Linked DNA regions of Homo sapiens: region 2 is linked to region 1. The links are chromatin loops, found by intact Hi-C in ENCODE. Cell type or tissue: thyroid gland. All regions are shown on one strand. Each heading gives the region's core, and the rest is flanking DNA. Links, peaks and the distances in the headings are about the cores only. Region 1 overlaps EXD2 (exonuclease 3'-5' domain containing 2). Region 2 overlaps SLC39A9 (solute carrier family 39 member 9).

The links. Peaks named below come from ENCODE experiments on the same cell type or tissue, not always from the same donor. Only the 100,000 strongest peaks of a DNase experiment are listed, where the experiment ranks them.
Region 2: a loop joins it to region 1, with 6 times the contacts of the local background. A loop is called at or near these places in 101 of 110 quality-filtered maps.

The regions. Positions count from the first base shown.
Region 1 is chr14:69,239,369-69,248,263 of GRCh38, forward strand. EXD2 (exonuclease 3'-5' domain containing 2) reads left to right here. Exons shown (of 10, transcript NM_001193360.2): 10 at 1,516-4,650. The coding sequence ends at 1,732. All of the region lies in intron 2 of GALNT16-AS1 (GALNT16 and EXD2 antisense RNA 1), which reads right to left. Among named protein-coding and RNA genes, the nearest start is that of GALNT16, 16 kb to the right of the region's middle. In thyroid gland, for the core only: a CTCF peak has its summit at 3,410 (motif pointing right); a DNase peak (open chromatin) is centred at 3,383.
Region 2 is chr14:69,456,610-69,465,504 of GRCh38, forward strand. It overlaps SLC39A9 (solute carrier family 39 member 9), which reads left to right. Exons shown (of 7, transcript NM_018375.5): 7 at 1,754-5,781. The coding sequence ends at 1,984. Among named protein-coding and RNA genes, the nearest start is that of PLEKHD1, 24 kb to the right of the region's middle. RefSeq lists a silencer at 3,679-3,728. In thyroid gland, for the core only: a CTCF peak has its summit at 3,692 (motif pointing left); a DNase peak (open chromatin) is centred at 3,699.

The DNA of each region.
Region 1 (8,895 bases), core at 205-8,204:
GGTTTTTGTTAACTGAAAAATAAAAAAGTAACTCCAATTATAAGCAAATATTTAATTTTTTTAGAAAACAAAAATTTTTTTACTCTTATCCATTACTACTGATCCATTACAGATACTGCAAATATTTATTGAACAGTTATTTATAGATATACTATATCTTGCAGCAAACCAGCTAATAAACTTCACATAAATTGCCTTAATTGTTTCTCATGACAACCCGACAAAGTAGGATTTAGATTTCTTACTGGTTAACTGCTACTATATCTTAAATTTAAAAAATCTTTCAGGGTTTTAAAAGAATTATAGAATTTTATCCCCATAACTATTTTGTGAGGTTGTAGAATAGATGTTGTTTTGTAAGTAGCTGGGATTACAAGTGTGTGCCACCACACACGGCTAATTTTTGTATTTTTAGTAGAGGCAGGGTTTCACCTCGTTGGTCAGGCTGGTCTCGAACTCCTGACCTCAAGTGATCCTCCTGCTTTGGCCTCCCAAAGTGCTGGGATTACAGGCATGAGCCACCACGCCCAGCTGCCAATATGTTTTCTAAAGCAGCTAAACCTCCCCTTTCGGCCACAGACTTTTCTAACAAATTCATCTTGCTGAATTGGGTAGATGAATGCTGGACTTGTGACTGAGAAGAACAGTTGTTTGGAGACAGGCAAGTTAGTGGGAAGCGCATGAGCTAAATATTAATAATAAAGTGTCTGCAGATACCCAGAGACGCCAACACTGCTGGGGTGGCGGGTGTCTTGGGAGGGAGGATTGAACATGGGGTATGGATGTAGGGAGAGGAGAGTGTGTGTGGGCAGGGTGCTTCCTTGAGGAAGGTCATCTTTATTCACAGGAGGTGAAAGCACCATTCACACAGCATCGGAGCAGTTTTTTAAGGACTCTGCTTAGTTAGGAAGGAGGGAGGCATTCATCTTCTCATTTAATGGCACCATTTGCACAACTGAGCAACCATGGAAGCATTTCACTGTGACCGAAACACTTCTCACCACTGTGGCTTGGCATCTTTTTGTGAGAAAAAAGGCTCTAAAGAAATATGCTACCTTGCATTTGACATTCAGTTATTAAATTGTGTTGTGAAAAAGTGTAACATGCGGGCCGATTTAACAGCCTCATATAAATACTGTGTCCCAGAATGAACAACTTAAAAGAGGGGTGAACTGGTCACTGGGTAATCCTGGAAGAAATGGAAGACCAGCATTCTTCATCCATTATCAGCTGGATGGTAGTGCCCCTCTCGTGGGAGCTGAACATTATGAAGTGGCCTTCCTGTCAGTAGAGCTCAGAACCCTCAAATACCTTCTGTTGGGATTGCGAGTCGTATGTTCAGACTATAAAAAGGGCAGAGATAAGAAAGAGGATGTTTCGAAAACACCAAAGTAACTAACCCTTTAGGAGTCCTTCAACCTCCCCAGTTACCCTTGGCGCGCAGCATTTGAAGCTGTCTGTGAGGCCATCCTGCGCTTGTTTCCCTCAGACACTTTGTTTTTCATGTTTTGGCAGAATCTCCAATGAAAACTATGTTCCTCACGGGCTGAAGGTGGTGCAGTGTCACAGCCAGGGTGGCCTGCGCTCCCTCATGCAGCTGGAGAGCCGCTGGCGTCAGCACTTCCTGGACTCCATGCAGCCCAAGCACCTGCCCCAGCAGTGGTCAGTGGACCACAACCATCAGAAGCTGCTCCGGAAATTCGGGGAAGATCTTCCCATCCAGCTGTCTTGATAGCTGCTTTCCTCCCAGTTAGGACAAGTGGGAAGCTGGAGCCAAGGTTGAAGAGTCACCTCTTCCCATTTTAGTACATCATTAATTGTCAAAGCCTGTGTGACACAACTCAGAATACTAACCTAGACTAATCCCAGGATGCTTCTGCTGGAGCAAAGATATTGTTTGAAGGAGAGTTTATGGTTTTGGATTTTAAACGGGCAGGGTCTTTTTTCCTCTCATTTTTGTGGACAAGAGAGGCCTTCGCCTTTATTTTTACTCTCCCTCTTCTGCTGTCCCTGTGCAGAGGAAAAATGAAGAATTCTCCCAGAAGTGACTTGTCAAGACTTAAAAAAAATGTTTTTAATGCATTTCTTCCTTGTCTAGTGCCTCGGTTTATCTCTAACAGGGGCTGTCCAGTATATCGGTCCTGTTAGGAGGGGAGAAAAAGTTCTTCCAAAGGCTGGAGAAGTGAACAAGGAGTCAAATTTATTTTCCCAATTCAACTTCATAATTATCATTTCTTTGGCTTCATGCTCTCCCGTAACTCATGTGGTTGGGATCCATCCCATCTGGGTCACTTCAGTCTACTTCACGTACTTGAAAAGGCTTTCCTTTACACTTCCAGGACCAAACAGCAACTTCCTGCCACACACTTCCACCCTATCACTGGGAGAAATCCTTTTCTGGACATGAGCCTTTGACCTGGGTGGGGCAGAAAGAACCACAAACTCCATCTCCCAATAGAACTTTGAAATTCACTCAGCTTTTCCTTTCATGCTGTTTGTTGCCTGCTTGTTGCACTCCTCCTGCCCCAGAACTGCAAGATTTTTAGCTTCACCCCTTTCTGAGAGTAATGTTATCTTTTATCAGAATCAGTATCAGTTCCCCTGTATTCTGTGCTTCATCGAATTTGCAAGACTGACCTCTTTTAAGCATTTAATTCACTCCCAGAGTCATCTGGTCAGGTTGCAATATGAGGACTTCTCTGTCTCCTCTGAAGCCTGGGACACTGAGCTTACTTAATACATTAGATGTTCAAAAGAGGAGCGTTGTTTCATCTTTCAAAATGTTAGGCCATTACTTTGAGTATAAAATCGACTTATTAATGATTAGTAATTTTTCTAAAGTATTGGGAAAACTTTCTTATTTTATAAGATCTTAACAAGCTTAAAAAAGAATTTTATGACCAGAATCCAACAAGAGCTCTATTTTGGAATTGTGCCCAAGTTGGTGATGTTTACTCTAAAATTAATAATAAAACTACTTGTAAGCACAAGGCTCACTGGATGTAAATGTAAAACTTCGCGACTTTATAAAACTGGCATTCCTAGGGGAGGGGCTATTTATCCTACAGGTCCCTGCCTCCTGGCAGTGCCATGGTATGTGTGCATGGATATACCAGACACAGTCACCATCGGCCATCAGTAGCAGCCCATGAACCCACGTGCACATCCTGCATCTTGCTCTTCTGACCCTTCATTCCCACTTGTCTTCAGGCAGGCATTTCTGGGATCTAAACTAGAAATCCTTGAAAACAAATAGTACCAGCCACTTTGAGGAATGTGCATTCACTGTAGTGGGTTATTATGGGGTCTCTGCCTCCTGGCTGTGTTATGCGGAGCCCAGGAGTGGAGGAGAGCCGTGGAAATAGACAGGGAGAGGCTGGTACTTGGGTTGTGGTAATAGTCAGGCTTGCCACAAGAGGGCACTCATAGATTTGTTTTTATATTCATTCTTGAGAAAAAAGCAACTGGTTACTGAACGTAACTCATGACTTATGTTTCAAATTTTGCATAGCTGATTTTAAGTCATTTTGATAGCTTTGCAAGAAAAATTTTTCCTTTGAAACAAGGGAGTAGGGCTGTTTCATTTTCTTTCCTTCTAATCCTCATGCCAAGAGGTGAGAAACACTTAAGGTCATTTAAGGTGCTAGGGAAAGGGTTTTCCCATGGAGCTTTCTGTGAGGCGCAGTAAAATAGAGCCAGCAGCAAAGTAGAGGAAAAAGCCAGACTGCGTCACACAAGATTTCTCATCCTTTTCAGGAGAGAGTCACTGTGTAGATTTGAATCTTTTTTCTTTGAGTCTGCTTTGAACTTTAGCAGGCTTTTCCTAAGACTGACAATTGTCGTCTTAAATCAGAGATTTGAGGGTAGACTTATTTTATGGCAAATGTCTATTTTTCTGATATAAAAGTAACAATGCTCATTACAGAAGAATCTAAACAAAGAATAAAAATTAGCCATCTTCTCTCCATCTAAAACAGAGCTAAACTTTGCTGATATGTTTATGAATTTCCTTTCAGTATTAAAAAGTGCATATAAGGTGTATATTTACACAAAATTGAAGGTCATACATAGATACAGGTTGGTATCCTAACTTTACCCTCTCACTGATTAACATGGTATCACGAGTAACTTCCTATGTTTTTAAATCTTTGAAAATAGATTTCTAGTGGTTCTACCTTATCCATCCCCACACTGTTGAAAATTTTGGTTGTTTCAGATACTTTTATTATCAATGATGATGTGATAAAGTTTCTTGTATATATCTCTTTGGCTCTATCTTTGGTAATTTCTTAAGAATGGAATCTTAGAATTGGACTGTGAAGAGGGGGATTCACATTGCTGGGGCTAAGTACAAATTGACATCACCTTTTAGGAATGAAATGCTTCTCTTTGACCCTTTAGCTCCAGTGTCCCAGCATAGTCACTGGGCTTCATAGGAGTAGCAGTGAGAGGACAGTGTCACAGCAAGGGCCTCTCTGCATGCTCCCTGATCATTGTGTTTGCAGGTTCAGCATTTCTTCTTGAGTCCTTCCCTTCTTCCAACCTTATTGCCTCATTTCCCCCTTGTAGTCAATGTTTTTTGGAAACACTGTTTATTTTAAAATAAAAATGTAAAAAAAAGGTAAAAAAATAAAATTTTAAATTTTAAAATATAGGCTGTAGGCAGATGTTTTTTCCCTGCTACACAAACAATTAGTGATTTGCCATCCCAAAGTGAATGAGGCACAATATTCAGGGATTTGTTACGGCTTACGCTTAAGAGCACAGCCATAAGTTACTTATTCTTATCCATGTCACGGATAGAGATCAGATGACAAAATGTGTTCTGTTGAAATAAAGCCATTTTAATCATGCATTTTAGACTCTTAAGAATCCAGCAGGCAGAAAGAGGTTTTGTTCACCTTCCTATTCGCCTATTAGTTTGGGGCCCTAACATTTGACTGTAAGTTAAGTTCTTAGTTTACCCTGCCTCTCAATTTTTCATTCATTTATTTATCCTTTCTTCCTTTTTTTCCCCTTCCTTATGTCTCAGCCTTATAAGAAGTATCATTTTTTCTTTTAAAGGAGATATTTTCTCAGTTTGCTAGTTTACTAATTATTATGTATTTTAAATGGATCTTTCTTTCTGGTCTTTTATGTTTCCTATTATAAGATGGTTATTTTTTGAGAGTACCTAATCCCCTTAGGGATACACTGAGAATCAGTTTCTGTTGGAAGAGATAAACTAAAAGAGGGTATAAGAATGATTCTTGTTTTGATTAACTGTTGATTGATATGAATAACATAAAAATAATACATAATCTCCCCAGTACTTTTTTTTTTTTTTTTTTTTTGACATGGTCTCACTCCAGACTGGAGTGCAGTGGTGCAGTCATGGCTCACTGCTGCTTCAACCTCCAGGGCTCAGGCAATCCTCCCATCTCAGCTTCCCAAGTAGCTGGGACTACAGCCTTGTGGCACCATGCCTGGCTAATTTTTTAATTTTTTTGTAGAGATAGAGTCATGCTTTGTTGCACAAGCTGGTCTCAAACTCCTGGCCTCAAGCCGTCCTCTCACCTTAGCTCCCAAAGTACTGGGATTACAGGTATGAGCCACTGTGCTCAGTCCCCCAAATACTTTTGTTTTGGAATTCAGGTATAATTTTCAGGCATTCACCAAGATACCCCTTGTGCAAGAGCCCAGCACCTTCTGCCTGTCCCAGTCCTGGAGTAGTTTTGCATCAGGCAATGGAGTAGGGATGACGTGCAGCCACACAGCCCATGTGTTCAAAAGTACCGATTCCACCAGCCTGCTAGGAGACGTATTAGTCACTCCCTTTGCTTGAGGAAGCAAGGCCTTGCTTAAATGCTAGCATGTTATTTAGAAAGGTGGGAAGTACATTAGACCATTTTTTTTTTAACCAGCTTTATCTGTGGCCAACTCTGGTTGAAGGCCCCTAGAAACTGGGTAACTGGACCAAATGGTTAATCATTTGAGAGATAATCAAGAACTGCCTTTGCAGAGGAACAGAGTTGTCAAAGGACCTAGTTCATGCATCCTGGGTTGTACCCCCTTCTGATGTGGTGCAGGCTGCCTCAAAGGTCATTTTGTGTTGTGACTGAATGGAGATAATGTCATACCCTCCAGACTGAACTCAAAGCATTTGCTTTTTGCTATTTGTTATTCTTGAATTTTTCTCTCTTGCTGGATGGGTAGCCTGTTGCCTTTCTCCCAGCATAAGCTTCAAAAGCTGCCGAGTTTACAGGCAGCATTATTATAAGCATGATGTTTGGGTTCAGAAAATTCCTGAGTTGAAATGGCTACTTAGAATCTGCTTCTGCTGCTGCTGCTTTTTTTTTTGTTTTTTTTTTTTTTTTGAGACAGAGTTTTGCTCATGTCATCCAGGCTGGAGTGCAGTGATGCAATCTTGGCTCCCTGCAAACTCTGCCTCCTGGATTTAAGCGAGTCTCCTGCTTCAGCCTCCCAAGTAGCTGGGGTTACAGGCGTGCACCACCGCACCTGGCTAATTCTTGTATTTTTAGTAGAGACGTGGTTTCACCATGTTGGTCAGGCTGGTCTCGAACTCCTGACCTTAGGTGATCCGCCCGCCTCAGCCTCCCAAAGTGCTGGGATTACAGGCGTGAGCCATCGCACCCGGCCCCTACTTCTGCTTCCTAAAGATCTCCCTTCTCAGGCTGCAGCACGCCAGGGCGGAGTTGAGATTCTGGCCACTCAGGCCACCAGGGTATCTATTAAGTCCTGGGTAAGAAACAGAATTTTGAGCTTAGTCAGCTACAGGGGGCTGAAAAGGAATGAGACTGAAACATGGATAATTTTAAAGGAGGTATGTTTGTTTAGTGGGGATGGGGTAGGCTGGGGGCTTGTTCATGAACTGAACTTTAAATTTTGCTCTTTCCTATACCTAGTTCTGTCATGTATTGGAGGATCAAAAAAAAGTGTGCTGGTGACTGAGGTTCTGGTTCCAGCCACCAGCTGTGTGCCTTTGGACAGATCACTTTTCTGGGCTCCTTTCTGTATCTATAGAGGTTTGAATTAGATGTGCTGTAAGGGCCCTCCTAGCTGTAGCATTCTGTAATCCACCCCACTGTTTCCTTATGTGGCCCTTTCCCTTGAGTACTGTGTACTTTCTGCTTTGTTGCACACTCTCGTCCCACCCCCAGCGCTGGGAATGGAGACTGCATGGAAAGAAGGGTAATGAGGGAAGCAGGATGCCACACCATGGCCTCATTGACTAGGGAGAAGCCTGCTCTCTCCATCTGGTGTCAGAATACCTGTCTCACCAGAGATGTCTGTGTGTGGGGAGCTCACATTTCCCTATCGCCCAGTCCACTGAATAATCAGAAAGAGAGAAGGGAAATCTGTATGTTTAACCACATTGCCAGTGCTCTAGGATTTAATAGGAGATAAGTGTAAAAGGGAAATGAGGCAAGTGTGCCAGGTGTTGTAGATGGGAGGATATTGAGTGGGGAAAGACTGTTTCTCATTTTAAGGATAAAGAAATTAAGATTTTATATATATATACACACACACACGTATATATACATATATACGTATATATGTGTGTATATATACATATGTATATATACACACATATATGTATGTATATATGTATGTAATGGAGAATTGAATTGGGTACTTTGAAAAAAAAACCTTAAACCAATAAGTAAAAATACTCTTTCTGTGTTTTGTGTGTGGGGTTGTAACAGCCCAAGAATATTGGAGGCGTCCACACTGTTAACGTGTTCTTACCCATCCATGAGTGCTAAGACATGAAGAACTCACAGGGAGACAGGGAAGCATCTCCGGAGCCTGTTTTGTATAACCCTGACATGCCTTGGACTTTGTCCTGCTTGCCTTTGCCTTTGCCTGGGCATCAGCTAGACAGACATGTGCAAAATGTAAAGTTTGCATTTTATAAGCTGCTGAAGACATTTCTTTCTATATCTCCATCCCCTATGACCTGACAGAAAATACAATTTCTAGTCCATCCTTGTGCTTAGTTTCAGTCCCAAAGTGGATTGGCTTTTCATTGTGTAACACAGATTTGTATCAAATGTGTTCATCTTGGAGCTCTTTCCACAATAATCACCTAGATCTAGACATGAGCCCCTGCTTTTACCAAATTGGGGTCCTTTTGTTGTTTGTTTCAGAAAAAGTAGGCAGCTAGCCAAACAGGAAGCTCAACTACATTTCTCTGCCCTCTCCTCGATGGACCCTAACTTTATCTAAAATTCTGAAATTTCTCCTTATATCCCATGGAATCAACTAAAGCCCTGTTGGCTGGCTTCGTTTCTTTTTAATCACGATATGTATGTTTGGCCCTGGAGGTTTGGTAAGCCTGAGCTGTTGCACATATGGCTGCCTCTGAGTTCTTGGACACAATGAGCAGGACTAAAGTTGGCTACAAAAAGGAACAGAAGATGACTTAGGTTAGTTTTTCTTTTTTAAATGTTATACAAGTGCAGAGCACTTGGCTGCCATCCCCCTCTCAGACCATCAACAGAACTTGACCTTGGCCAAGATTTTGCCTCATCCTCTCGGCATTTCAGCATAGAGTTGCGTTTCAGCCATGGAATGCTTAACCAAAAGCACATGCTGTAGTGGTGGTTTCCAAAGAGTAAGTTTTTGCAAAAAGTCCACATAATGTTTCCTCATAACAGCAGCTTTCTCTGAACCACCAACCCAACAAACCTCTAAGTGGTGATTTTTTGGCTTATTTGTCCACAAGGACTGTGATTTTTTGTTTTGTTTTTAGCAATACTTTATTAAAGTGCAGTATAAGTAACATATGATAAAGTGCACACATCTAAGAATACAACTCAATGAATTTTGACAAATGCATATATCCATATAACCACCAGGGGCTGGTGTTTTTAATATTTTGTGAAGCACCTA
Region 2 (8,895 bases), core at 256-8,255, 220 kb after region 1:
GCCTTATAATCCTGTCTGTAGCTCTGAGCAACAACCCTCCGCATTTTACCCAGATGTCAACTGGCAGGCAACTGGAGGAAAATCTTAGAAGCAAACTGACTCAGGGCTAGTTGATGGGAACTGCTTTCCCCAACACCCTCTCTAAAGGTCATTGATTCTTCTGAGCATCAGTCAATTCAGTATTTGGCAGTAAAACCCATATTAATAGGAACATGTGAAAAATGAGATAAAGAATGGCTAAGTTCCTGTTAAGCAAGGGTTTGTTGATCTTAGATGCTAAGAGTGTGTTATAAAAACCCTTTCCATTTACCTGAAGAGCCTTCTCTTCTTTCAGTGAGCAGTATGTTGTTCCCTTTAACAGATTACTCTATCACTTCAGTAATCAGTGTCAGTTTTTTAACCTTTTGACAGGAAGGTGCTGATAATTCTGGAGACATGGAGTTACTTGCTGCATCTATGGGATGTCCTTTTCTTAAAATTTTAATTAGTTGTCTTAGTCCATAGGTCTACTTTTTTAACAGAAAAGGTTGAAATTAGTTTTATAAAGATTAGCTTATGAGATATACATATATATACACACACACACACACACACACATTTTTTTTTTCCTTTGAGATGGAATCTTGCCTGTCACCCAGGCTGGAGTACAATGGCGCAATCTTGGCTCACTGCAACCTCTGCCTCCCAGGTTCAGACGATTCTCCTGCCCCAGCTTCCGGAGTAGCTGGGATTACAGGCGCCCGCCACCATGCCCGGCTAATTTTTGTATTTTTAGTAGAGACAGGGTTTCACCATGTTGGCCAGGCTGGTCTCGAACTCCTGACCTCGTGATCCGCCCACCTTGGCCTCCCAAAGTGCTGGGATTACAGGCATGAGCCACCACGCCCGGCTGCTTAAGAGATATTTCTAGGCTCTATGAGGTCAACTACTGCATCTTGATTACCACTGTATCTCAAGCACCTGGCCCAGAGCCTGGTGCATAGATGATGCTTGTTAAATATTAGTAGAATAAATAAATTTATGTCTGAAATTTAATATCTGCAATAATATATTGTTGATTCTATCTCAAGAATAATACAAGCCAAACCTGTTGAACCAGCACTTAAAGTTCGTTTTAAAAAGCAATTGTGAACCAGGAGCAGTGGCGCATACCTGTAGTCCCAGCTACTTGGGAAGCTGAGACAGGAGGATTGCTTGAGCCCAGGAGTTCCAGGCTGTAGTGTGTTATGATTGTGCCTGTGAATAGCCACTCAACTCCAGCCTGGGCAACATAGCGAGACCTCATCTCTAAAGACAGATACAGTCAATGAATGGATGGACAGAATGATGGAACTGTGGTGAATATAGTTTAATAATAGTGTGTGGTACATATCAAAATTGCTAAGAGTAAATTTCAGATGTTCTCACCACAAAATATGATAAATATTTGAGATGACAGATGTTAGTTTTATTTAATTAGTCCACATTTTATTCATGAATCATAATGTCACTTTATACCCTATAAATATATATAATTATAAATTGTTGATTTACAATAAATTTTTTAAAAAATCAATTGCGTACATCACTGATATTCTTAAACCCTTATTTGGAAGCTTCCCATGAATAACTTAAAGTTGCTGTGTTCTCTAGATGTCCCCAGTGTCCTAGACAGCACCAGTTAAGAACAGTGAGTGTTTTTTAACTGGGACTTCTTCCTGACCCTGAATTTTACTTGACTTAGTTTTTCCTCTTTCTCTCTTCTAATTCACAGAGCAGTAAAGAAGCCCTTTCAGAGGTGAACGCCACGGGAGTGGCCATGCTTTTCTCTGCCGGGACATTTCTTTATGTTGCCACAGTACATGTCCTCCCTGAGGTGGGCGGAATAGGGCACAGCCACAAGCCCGATGCCACGGGAGGGAGAGGCCTCAGCCGCCTGGAAGTGGCAGCCCTGGTTCTGGGTTGCCTCATCCCTCTCATCCTGTCAGTAGGACACCAGCATTAAATGTTCAAGGTCCAGCCTTGGTCCAGGGCCGTTTGCCATCCAGTGAGAACAGCCGGCACGTGACAGCTACTCACTTCCTCAGTCTCTTGTCTCACCTTGCGCATCTCTACATGTATTCCTAGAGTCCAGAGGGGAGGTGAGGTTAAAACCTGAGTAATGGAAAAGCTTTTAGAGTAGAAACACATTTACGTTGCAGTTAGCTATAGACATCCCATTGTGTTATCTTTTAAAAGGCCCTTGACATTTTGCGTTTTAATATTTCTCTTAACCCTATTCTCAGGGAAGATGGAATTTAGTTTTAAGGAAAAGAGGAGAACTTCATACTCACAATGAAATAGTGATTATGAAAATACAGTGTTCTGTAATTAAGCTATGTCTCTTTCTTCTTAGTTTAGAGGCTCTGCTACTTTATCCATTGATTTTTAACATGGTTCCCACCATGTAAGACTGGTGCTTTAGCATCTATGCCACATGCGTTGATGGAAGGTCATAGCACCCACTCACTTAGATGCTAAAGGTGATTCTAGTTAATCTGGGATTAGGGTCAGGAAAATGATAGCAAGACACATTGAAAGCTCTCTTTATACTCAAAAGAGATATCCATTGAAAAGGGATGTCTAGAGGGATTTAAACAGCTCCTTTGGCACGTGCCTCTCTGAATCCAGCCTGCCATTCCATCAAATGGAGCAGGAGAGGTGGGAGGAGCTTCTAAAGAGGTGACTGGTATTTTGTAGCATTCCTTGTCAAGTTCTCCTTTGCAGAATACCTGTCTCCACATTCCTAGAGAGGAGCCAAGTTCTAGTAGTTTCAGTTCTAGGCTTTCCTTCAAGAACAGTCAGATCACAAAGTGTCTTTGGAAATTAAGGGATATTAAATTTTAAGTGATTTTTGGATGGTTATTGATATCTTTGTAGTAGCTTTTTTTAAAAGACTACCAAAATGTATGGTTGTCCTTTTTTTTTGTTTTTTTTTTTTTTAATTATTTCTCTTAGCAGATCAGCAATCCCTCTAGGGACCTAAATACTAGGTCAGCTTTGGCGACACTGTGTCTTCTCACATAACCACCTGTAGCAAGATGGATCATAAATGAGAAGTGTTTGCCTATTGATTTAAAGCTTATTGGAATCATGTCTCTTGTCTCTTCGTCTTTTCTTTGCTTTTCTTCTAACTTTTCCCTCTAGCCTCTCCTCGCCACAATTTGCTGCTTACTGCTGGTGTTAATATTTGTGTGGGATGAATTCTTATCAGGACAACCACTTCTCGAACTGTAATAATGAAGATAATAATATCTTTATTCTTTATCCCCCTTCAAAGAAATTACCTTTGTGTCAAATGCCGCTTTGTTGAGCCCTTAAAATACCACCTCCTCATGTGTAAATTGACACAATCACTAATCTGGTAATTTAAACAATTGAGATAGCAAAAGTGTTTAACAGACTAGGATAATTTTTTTTTCATATTTGCCAAAATTTTTGTAAACCCTGTCTTGTCAAATAAGTGTATAATATTGTATTATTAATTTATTTTTACTTTCTATACCATTTCAAAACACATTACACTAAGGGGGAACCAAGACTAGTTTCTTCAGGGCAGTGGACGTAGTAGTTTGTAAAAACGTTTTCTATGACGCATAAGCTAGCATGCCTATGATTTATTTCCTTCATGAATTTGTCACTGGATCAGCAGCTGTGGAAATAAAGCTTGTGAGCCCTCTGCTGGCCACAGTGAGGAAAGTAGCACAAATAGGATACAGTTGTATGTAGTCATTGGCAACAATTGCATACAATTTTACTACCAAGAGAAGGTATAGTATGGAAAGTCCAAATGACTTCCTTGATTGGATGTTAACAGCTGACTGGTGTGAGACTTGAGGTTTCATCTAGTCCTTCAAAACTATATGGTTGCCTAGATTCTCTCTGGAAACTGACTTTGTCAAATAAATAGCAGATTGTAGTGTCTGGTTTGGTTTGGACAGTAGTGCTTTCTATCATATTGTTGTGTGCAATGGTAATTTGTTCTACTGGCCAAAGCCTCTTTCAGCAGTGCCTTGCCATCATGCTTAAAAGTTTGGCTAGTATATCTTGCTGGATGGAGCCTTGAACTCCGGCAAGGATTGAACCATCTGACTTCCAAATTTGCCTTCCCCTCTGGACCTCACTATTAACAAGCAAACCTTTCAGGGCCCTCTTAGCTCTCAGAAGCTATGTATGGGCTTTCCCAGATTTTAAAGCTGCTGCCTCGAGAACTACTCATTTCTCTCCTGGTCAGCAGACAGAAATAGCCATACTAATCTCATAGGGCTCAAATGCATCTTCAGGCAGCAGGGAACCAAGCAGCGTGGCACAGGCCTTCTTGACTGGAGGAAGAGCTTGCTGGCATGGTGGGCAGTATTCCAGGAGAGGCCATGTCCGTGTTCACTTCTTGGCACATTTCAGTTCCGTTTTCCTCTTGTTTAAAACTGCCTCTTTAGATGTGGATGCCTTAATGCTGTAACACATTTGAAAACATTGGCAATACTTAAGTTGCTGCCATGATTACAGATGGAATTATTGGCTACCAAAGAGACGCAATTGATGATGAGAAGCATGATTCTTGCTTCCATATAACCAAAGTTAATCTTAATTGCAATTTGACTCCGTTTCCTTGGTAGGGATAGACTTTCTTCAGATTCCAAGTGCTCTCTTAAATGGCAAATTAAGTTAAAGAATACTACTGCTCCATTCCCCTCACTTATTCTCCAGTTAATTGCTTGTCAGTTCCATTTCAAGAAAGCAGTGATGTTCCAGGTTTGATTCAGTTTTCCTGTGCACACTATTGCCAAATTTTTTTTTAGCAAAGATTCTGCACTGGAACGTAGACAGTTGGAAACAGTACTACCTACCTAGAGGTTATGTGTTTTCTCTTTCTCCCCGCTTTCACCTCTTTCTTTCCCAATTCAAAACAGCCAAGTGAGCCCTGTTCTGGTATTTTGAATCATTAGAGAAAAGAAAGGGAGTGGCTGTTTTGAGTTGTCCTTTCTTTGCAGAAAGGAGAAAATGTGATTGTGTTTTTTTTTTACCAGCCTACTTCTAAGTGTCACTGCCTGGTTTTTCTCTTTTTCAAGGATTAGAACTAAGAGGACACACCAGCATCGGAGTGTATTAAGCCCCTGAAACACATGGTAGCTAGGGACTGAACACAGGAACCGTATGACAGCAGCACAAACCCCCAAAGGATGTTCCTGCCTTGTGGGCCCCTGAGCCCCTTGGGAGACTGAGAATCATGACCAGATTCATCCAGAACTGCTGCAGTGTTAAGTGAAAATCCTCTGTAGTTGTTCTGCAGAGGAACCTTCCTTCCATTAGAAAATTTCTGCTCAATACAGAATGGTCCACATCACCCAAAGTGCACTGTTGGAGATGCTGTGAAATTAAAACCTCTTTGTACCTGAGACATCTAGATTCACCTCAGGAGGCCTGAAGGAAATGTGTAACTTGTGGGAAAGAACTAGACAACCATTTAGGAATTCTCTAGATATACTCAGCCTAACCCAGTGGCTTAACACAAGGAGATTGGCTTTGATCTTTTTTTCTTGTGGCATCTTCCAGCAAGTTAGAAGTCTCATGGGATAAGACTGCAGTTCCCCTGGTTCAATAGCTGGAACAGTGATTTTAAATGTCCCTTTTTCTGGATCCCTTGTAAACATGAAATCATTCCATGGATGGCTGCCTTATAATTTTGTCTCTTTCCACTTTAATTGTGAATGGTTAAAAAAATGCTGTTTTCTGATATTAAATTTTTATTAGTGCATACCTTAATCTGAGTGGCTCATTACTTATCCTTTTGGCAGTTTGTTTGATGACCAGAATTGACCTGTATTTGAACATCAGAAAAGAGAATGAAAAGTTGTGATGGATGGTAGAAAGATGTACCTACCACAGGCACATCCTTTAGGGAAGGGAGGGAGAAAGGAGAGAGGGGAAATTAAGGACTTGATAGACCAATCTGCCCTGAAAGACACAAATGCATTGATAATTGTTTTTGCCTTGCTGTTGTTAGCAAATATTATTTACGAAGGTAGCTCTCTCTACTCTCAGAAAAGAGAAAGAGGCAACAGATCCAAACCACAGTGGATTCATTTCATAGGGCAGAGTTGTTATATGAGTAGATAGATGCTATGAACAACTGACCCTGGAAATTAAAGAGATTTGATTAGAAACGTGACGTGTGAATTTGATAAATGTTTTTCTCCCTCTGTGGACTTATGGTTAGTCATTAGATTTCATTAAATACTACTGGCCCACTTTGTGCTGGTTTTCTATATGTATAGTTACATGTATAGCTAGTTACAAAGATTGTGCTCAGGGCAGGCATGGTGGCTCACGCTTGTAATCCCAGCACTTTGGGAGGCCGAAGTGGGTAGATCACCTGAGGTCAGGAGTTCGAGACCACCCTGGCCAACATGGTGAAACCCCGTCTCTACTCAAAATAGAAAAATTAGCCAGGTGTGGTAGGGGGGTACCTGTAAATCCCAGCTACTCGGGAGGCTTCCCTGAGATCAAAACACACACACACCTGGGCTTAGCCAAAATAGCCACCAATCCTTTTCTGTTTGGTGTCATTTTTATTTTATTTTTTCCTGCTCACATGATCTGTTTTTTGTTTGTTTGTTTTTTGAGACAGAGTCTTGCTCTGTAGCCCAGGCTGGAGTGCAGTGGTGTGATCTCAGCTCACTGCAAGCTCCACCTCCCAGGTTCACGCCATTCTTCTGCCTCAGCCTCCCGAGTAGCTGGGACTACAGGTGCCCACCACCACGCCCAGCTAATTTTTTGTATTTTTAGTAGAGACGGGGTTTCATTGTGTTAGCCAGGATGATCTTGATCTCCTGACCTCATGATCCGCCCTCCTCAGCCTCCCAAAGTGCTGGGATTACAGGCGAGAGCCACCACGCCCGGCCTGATCTGTTTTTTAATCTAGGTGCTGGTTACAGGGTTATAGCAGGTGAAAAAGCAGTACACATGATTTGTGCTTTTTACCTTATGTCATAGCTCAATAAAAAGTCTTTAAAAGTCAGTGTCACCAGGTGTGATGGTTCATGTCTGTAATCTCAGCCACTTTGAGTGGCTGAGGTGGGAGGATTGCTTGAGCCCAGGAGTTTGAGACCAGCTTGGGCAACACAGTGAGACCCCCATCTCTACAAAAAATTAAAAAAAAAAAATTAGCTGGGGCCAGGCACGGTGGCTCACGCCTGTAATCCCAGCACTTTGGGAGGCCGAGGTGGGTGGGTCGCGAGGTCAGGAGATTGAGACCATCCTGGCTAATATGGTGAAACCCCGTCTCTACTAAAAATACAAAAAATTAGCTGGGCGTGGTGGCGGGCGCCTGTAGTCCCAGCTGCTCGGGAGACTGAGGCAGGAGAATGTCGCGAACCCGGGAGGCAGAGTTTGCAGTGAACCGAGATCACGCCGCTGCACTCCAGCCTGGGTGACAGAGCGAGACTCTGTCTCAAAAAAAAAAAAAAAAAAAAAAGCTGGATATAGTGACATGCACCTGTGGTCCCAGCTACTTGGGAAGCTGAGGTGGGAGGATTGCTTGACCCCAGGAGGTCAAGGCTGCAGTGAACTGTGATCACGCCATTTCACTCCAGCCTGGGCAACAGAGCAAGACTCTGTCTCAAAAAATTCACTTAAAAAAAAGGAAGAATTCTGTTCTAAATTAAGAGAGTCTGAAGAGATGAAATAATCAATTCCAGTGATTAACCTGGATTGGAGGTTCCTTTTTGATTGAACCAGATCAGAAATTTGAAAGTTCAAAAAACATGTTGGGGATGACAGCTGCACAATTCTGTGAACCTACCAAAAGCTATTGAATTGTACACTTAAAAAATGGGAACTCAACATTAAGGGCACATTCCTCCACAAAACTGCTCTCCAGACACCAGCAGCAAGTTCAGGAATTACCAGGTCATCCTTTCTTCTGACTAGCTGGCTGCAAATTTGGAGTTTCCCACAGCCACTCTCTGGTCAGTAATTTGCTAAAACAACTCACAGAACTCCAGAAAAAACTATGTTATGATTGCAGTTCTATTATAGCAAAAAGGACAGACCAGAAACAGAAGAAGAGGTGCCTGGGGCAAAGTCTGAGAGAGTCCCAAATGTGAAGCTTCCCTCATTCTCAGGGACACATTGCCCTCCCAGCATTGAAGCATGAAAATACTCTGACCAGGGACGTTCTCCTGAGTTTTGGTATCCGGAGTTTTTATTGAGGCTTCGTTATTTAGGTATGATTGAATCATTGGCTATGTGGTTGAACTCAATCTCTAGCCCCCTTTTCCTTCCTGGAGGTTGGACTGGTATCACATGACTCAAAGCCCCAACTCTAACTACATGGTTGGCTTTTCCGGGTGGCCAGCTCCCAGCCTGAGTCATCTTGCAAACATAAACTATCCAGGGGTCTTCCGTGAGTCACTGTGTTAGCAGAAACTATCAAGTGGGATCCCAGGAGTCCACCGTGAATAATGAATACTCCTATCACTCAGGAAATTCCAGAGAATTAGAGGTTACTTCCCAGAAACCAAAGACAAAGGCCGCCTAATTCTTTACTACACAGATGGTCAGAGCTGGACACTTAAAGGTGAAACCTGGCCAGGCGTGGTGGCTCACGCCTGTAATCCCAGTACTTTGGGATCACTTGAGGCCAGGAGTTCAAGACCAGCTTGGCCAACATGGCAAAACTCTGTCTCTACTAAAAATACAAAAATTAGCCAGGCGTGGTGGTGCATACCTGTAATCCCAGCTACTCGGGTGGCTGAGGCATGAGAATTGCTTGAGCCCAGGAGGCAGAGGTTGCAGTGAGCTGAGATCGCACCACTGCACTCTAGCCTGGGCAACAGAACAAGACTCTGTCTGGAAAAAAAAAAAAAAAAAAAAGTG